2 separate regions of the Homo sapiens genome follow, and region 2 is linked to region 1. A link is an interaction called in ENCODE POLR2A ChIA-PET data of the cell type or tissue named here. Cell type or tissue: OCI-LY7. All regions are shown on one strand. Each heading gives the region's core, and the rest is flanking DNA. Links, peaks and the distances in the headings are about the cores only. Region 1 has its middle 63 kb from the start of RAPH1. Region 2 has its middle 42 kb from the start of CD28.

What was found. ChIA-PET counts read pairs that join two places held together with the same protein. Peaks named below come from ENCODE experiments on the same cell type or tissue, not always from the same donor. Only the 100,000 strongest peaks of a DNase experiment are listed, where the experiment ranks them.
Region 2: POLR2A ChIA-PET joins it to region 1 with 14 read pairs; 1 of 35 experiments calls an interaction of 5 or more read pairs at or near these places.

The regions. Positions count from the first base shown.
Region 1 is chr2:203,597,248-203,600,158 of GRCh38, forward strand. No RefSeq gene overlaps it. Among named protein-coding and RNA genes, the nearest start is that of RAPH1, 63 kb to the left of the region's middle. In OCI-LY7, for the core only: no CTCF peak of the experiment used is centred there; DNase peaks (open chromatin) are centred at 808, 1,224 and 1,594; H3K4me3 peaks cover 1,919 bases; H3K27ac peaks cover 2,018 bases.
Region 2 is chr2:203,663,459-203,666,369 of GRCh38, forward strand. No RefSeq gene overlaps it. Among named protein-coding and RNA genes, the nearest start is that of CD28, 42 kb to the right of the region's middle. RefSeq lists an enhancer at 1,904-2,546. In OCI-LY7, for the core only: no CTCF peak of the experiment used is centred there; DNase peaks (open chromatin) are centred at 883 and 1,573; H3K4me3 peaks cover 1,184 bases; H3K27ac peaks cover 1,583 bases.

The DNA.
Region 1 (2,911 bases), core at 147-2,646:
TCTCCATGCCAGTAGCATCCCTAGTGCCTTTCTGAATTCTCAGGAAACATCAGTGGATGAGTGCTGGCCCTGGCTGTCCCTGAGTATTACCCTTGTGTTCACCATGTCTCCCCAATGGGTTTGTATACCCCTTGAGAGCAGGGGCTCTGTCACAACTTCTGCATTCCCCATGTGGCCTAGCCTTAGGTAAATGTTCCTTCGCTTGACTTGAACACAGACAAGGAATAGAAGGAGGTCTTTTTTTCTGGAAGTGAAGCACAGAGAAGGTGGTCTATAAAGGAGAGAGAAGGAAAAAGGCCTGGGGAAAGAAAGTGGAAGCAAAGGGGTTTGAAAATGCAGAGACTGGGCTGGACACAGTGGCTCATGCCTGTAATCCCAGCACTTTGGGAGGCCGAGGCGGTGGGGATCACGAGGTCAGGAGTTCAGGACCAGCCTGGCCAAAATGGTGAAACCCCATTTCTACTAAAAATACAAAAATTAGCCGGGCCTGCTGGCAGATGCCTGTAATCCCAGCTACTTGGGAGGCTGAGGCAGAGAATTGCTTGAATCTGGGAGGCGGAGGTTGCAGTGAGCTGGAATCATGCCACCGCACTCCAGCCTGGGCAACAGAGTGAGACTCCGTCGCAGAAAAAAAAAAAAAAGAAAGAAAATGCTGAGACCATGTATTAGTCCTGCTTTTTTTCTTGAGCTCCAAGAGCAGATTGATTTTCTTTGGCATGTCTGGCTCCTAATCTTTCATTCTATCCAAGGGCTATTGGGCACCAGAAAGAAGTTCTCAATGGTAAGGTGCTGGGCGTATGGGGGCAATGTCAGCATGTCTGGGTCCTGCTGGTTGCCGGAGCTGGGCTGGGGGTCTGAGTGTTTAGGACAAGGCCCAGCATGGGTTTGGAATCACAGAAGATCAGCAATAGTGATTGATCTTCAGGAGATGACCTGACGTATCTCACTGGATCCCATGGGAAAAAATCCCAAGAAAACCCTTCTTCTCCCAAACAACATTTCTCTTCCCTTTTCAAAATGAAGTTACCTTCAAGCACAGTCGTGTCTTTTGCAAATCATGTTTTCTGGTGGGGCTTACCTCAGAGTCCTATGTCAGAGCCGGGCGGGCCTAGCTGACCACCTTCGCATTGAATTTCTCTTTTTTCAGAGTCAATGTCAATTATGCATATGACTTAAGAAGAAATCACTGGACCGTTTCATTGTTTCCTCTCTGAAACTTCCCTTACCTCAAACCCCAAACCAAAAATACCAAAACCTCACCGCTCTTGAGCAAGCCACCAGAGGAGTGAGAACATGTCTGAGGAGTGGCTGTGAGCGGCCAAAGACCAGTTGCAGACAGAAGAAAATAAGAAATACATCAAAACGATGGAAATCTGACCGGGCACGGTGGCTCATGCCTGTAATCCCAGCACTTTGGGAGGCCGAGATGAGAGGATCGCTTGAGTCCAGGAGCTCGAGACCAGCCTGGCCAACATAGGGAGCTTGTGCCTCTATAAAAAATAAACAAAATTAGCCAGGTGTCGTGGCGCATGACTGTAGTCCTAGCTACCTGGGAGGCTGAGGTGGAATGATCACTTGACCCCAGGAGGTTGTGGCTGCAGCAAAAAAAACATCTCTTAAATTTTCATACTTTCTGGAGGCAGGGTCTTGCTCTGTTGCCCATGCCACTGCCACTGCCACTGCCACTCCAGCCTGGGCAACAGAGCGAGAACCTGTCTCAAAAAAAAAAAAAAAAAAAAAAGCAAGCATGACAATTTAAGAGTTGCTTTTTGTTTTGTCAGTAAGAAAACTGGATTCATTTACTATAGGCAAAACTTATTAGGTGGGATGGGTTTTGGATGATCAGAGGAAGTTGAAAATGTTGCCAATAGAACAGTTCTAAGGGATGATTAAGTCTCCCTCTTTGACATGAGCACAGACCTCATTAGCTAATGTCTTTCACATCTGGGTAGAAGTAGCACAAGTAAAATCATGGTGTGGCCAGGTGTGGTGGCTCATGCCTGAAATCCCAGCACTTTGGGAGGCCGAGGTGGGTGGTTCATGAGGTCAGGAGATCGAGACCATCCTGGCTAACAAGGTGAAACCCCCGTCTCTACTAAAAATACAGAAACTAGCTGTGCGTGGTGGAGGGCACCTGTAGTCCCAGCTACTCGGGAGGCTGAGGCAGGAGAATGTGTGAACCCGGGAGGCGGAGCTTGCAGTGAGCCAAGATTGCGCCACTGCACTCCAGCCTGGGCAACAGAGAGAGACTCCGTCTCAAAAAAAAAAAAAAATCATGGTGTGATGCAGCATAAACAGATGGGATTTTTACTGAACAGTGAAACAAAAAAGCACATCATGAAAACTCTGTCTCCTGAAATAGATGCTTTTTGTTTAAATACACCCTGATACCCATAAACAACAAAAATGAAGCTCCCTTGAAGTAGATGCTGCAAAACTGTTTCATGTCTACTCAAACCAAAACTTCTGGTTTGTGGTATGGAATGGCAAAAAGGTTCTTTAAACGTAGTAGCTTTCTTCTTTGTAAACCTGGACTAAGTAGACCTCTGGGACCTGGGACAAGTCACTCGATGTACCTAAACTTCAGTTAACTCATCTGCAACATGGGGTTTAACGATGCCATATGGGTTACCATGATCATCAAATGACATAGTCCACGTAAAATAGATGTTTAGTGCAATGCCTGGAGCCTAGGTCTCAATAAATGTTTGCTATCCTTATGGTTTAGCCCAGTGGCTAACCATCTAGATTCCAGTGCCAGCATGTCTGTCTTTGGATCCTGCCTTTACTATTAATACTTACTGGCTGTGCAATTTTCAGCCAGTTACTTCTCTGTTCATCCATTTTCTCAACTTTTAAATGAGGAGAAGACTACCAAATACTTGTATGGTTATTGTGAGGATTAAAGGAA
Region 2 (2,911 bases), core at 300-2,799, 66 kb after region 1:
AGACCTTACTGGAGTTACAATCAGAATAACTTGTTATAGGTGCTGGCTAAGAGCCTACCTTTCACAGTCAAAATACCTAGATTGAAATCCTGGCTCTTTTGTTTGCTGGCTTTGTGGCATCCAGCAAATTATCCACTCTCCTTGTGTCTCATACGTAAGATGGAGGTCATGACAATACCTAATCTACAAGGTTATTGAGAGAGTTATATGAGGAAGAGAGTGTGTTGTAAATTTTGCAGTGACATATTTATAAAATCAGGTTTTTTTTTTCTTTGAGACGGAGTCTCGCTCTATTGCCCAGGCTGGAATGCAGTGGCGTGATCTCTGCTCATTGCAACCTCTACCTCCTGGGTTCAAGCGATTCTCCTGCCTCAGCCTCCCGAGTAGCTGGGACTACAGGCGTGTGCCACCACACTCAGCTAATTTTCATATTTTTAGTAGAGACGGGGTTTCACCATGTTGACCAGGCTGGTCTTGAGCTCCTGACCTCAGGTCACCTGCCCCCTTCAGCCTCCCCAAGTGCTGGGATTACAGCGTGAGCCACTGTGCTCTGCCTATTTGTTTAGGTTTTTAAGTTTCTCAGTTTGATCCTTGATCCTGCTCCTCAAACTTTAATGTATATACAAATCACCTGAGGATCTGGTTCGGCTGCAGTTTTTGATTTAGTAGGTCTGAGGTGGGGCCTGAGATTCTGCATTTCTAATGAGCTCCCAGGAAATGCTAATGCTGTGCTCCACAGGCCACTATTTGGTCTGGCCTAGAGTCATAGTTTTCAAATCGTACTGTGCATCAGCTTTTCCTGGAGGGCTTGTTTAAACATGATTGCTGGGCCTCTCACCTGAAGTTTCTGCTTCAGCAGGTGGAGGATGAGGCTGAGAATTTGCATTTTTTTCTTTTTCCTTTTCTTCTTTAATTCTTCCAAAAAAAAAAACCGTAATACATGTGCAGAACGTGCAGGTTTGTTACAAAGGTATACTGTGCCATGGTGGTTTGCTGCACCTGTTGACCTGTCCTCGAAGTTCCCTCCCCTCATCCCCCATCCCCCAGCAGGCCCTGGTGTGTGTTGTTTCCCTCTCTGTGTCCATGTGTTCTCAATGTTCAGCTCCCACTTATGAGTGAGAACATGCAGTGTTGGTTTTGTTTTGTTTTTTTTAGACAGAGTCTCGGTCTGTCACCCAGGCTGGAGTGCAGTGGTATGATCTCAGCTCACTGCAATCTCTGCCTCCCAGGTTCAAGTGATGCTTCTGTCTCAGCCTCCCAAGTAGCTGGGACTACAGACGCCTGCCACTACACCCAGCTAATTTTTGCATTTTTAGTAGAGATGGGGTTTCGCCATGTTGGCCAGGCTGGTCTCGGACTCCTGACCTCAAGTGATCTGCCTGCCTCTGCCTCCCAAAGTGCTGGGATTACAGGCATGAGCCACCAACCCAGCCTCATGGTTTTCTGTTCCTGTGTTAGTTTGCCAAGGATGATGGCTTCCAGCTTCATCCATGTCCCTGCAAAGGACATGATCTCCTTCCTTTTTATGGCCGCACAGCTGAGAATTTGCATTTCTAACAAGCTCTTATGTGATGCTAATGCTGCTGATCTAGAAACCTCATCCTTTGAGAACCACTGATCTAGAAAGATTGTTTTACTCGGAGAGTAAATTACTTTGCTATGCTTCAGAAAACAGGAATTGGGACTTAAGACTTGGATTCTGCCTCTTAGATTATAGTTCTGGTGCCTAAGCACATTTAATACTATTTTTTAACAATGATGGGCACTGATGTGTTTCTATGGGCTTTGCATTGTCGAGGTCTGCCACAACTGTAGTAACAATTTAACCCTATCCTCAGACCCCTATAAAGATTACCCTGAGAACTAATGAGATTTTATTTATTTATTATTTATTTATTTTTGAGACAGAGTCTTGCTCCGTCGGCCAGGCTGGAGTGCAGTGGCACAATCTTGGCTCACTGCAACCTCCATTTCCCGCGTTTAAGCAGTTCTCCTGCCTCATCCTCCCTAGTAGCTGGGATTACAGGCATGTGCCACCATGCCTGGCTAATTTTTGTATTTTTAGTAGAGATGAGGTTTCACCATATTGGCCAGGCTGGTCTTGAACTCCTGACCTCAGGTAATCCACCCGCCTCGGCCTCCCAAAGTGCTGGGATTACAGACGTGAGCCACCGCACCAGGCTGAGCCAATGAGATTTTATTTCTTGACTAGACATCTCCCTTCTCCCTTAAGATGAAGGTAGAAAAGAGAGGAAAATATTTTAGTAAGGTTCTCATCAGGCATAGTGAACAGCGGCTCATGTATTGATAGCCTTTGCCATAAGAAATGATATACTAACATAGTGGATTCTCTTCACAGACTTAACGGGAAGGTTGGTACAGACACACTTGAAAGGCATGGGTTATATGACTCCTCAAGGGTTTACTCACAGAAAATCATTAAAAAAAAGTGTGTGTGTGGTTCAAAGTTGTCCCTAATTGAAACAAACATTAGGAAGATGCAATATCAAAATATACTGAACTGGGCCAGGAACGGTGGCTTACGCCTGTAATCCCAGCACTGTGGGGGACTGAGGCAGGCAGATCATGAGGTCAGGAGTTCAAGACCAGCCTGGCCAACATAGTGAAACCCTGTCTCTAATAACAATACAAAAAAATCAGCCGGGCATGGTGTTGGGCGCCTATAATCCCAGCTACTCAGGAGGCTGAGGCAGGAGAATTGCTTGAACCCAGGAGGCAGAGGTTGCAGTGAGGTGAGATCATGGCACTGCACTCCAGCCTGGACAACAGAGCGAGACTCCATCTAAAAAAAAAAAATATATATATATATATATATATATATTTAGAACTGGATCTTCCTAGGTTTATTGGTATTCTAGCTCTTTGGAGTGGAGAGATGTTGGCAGCACTT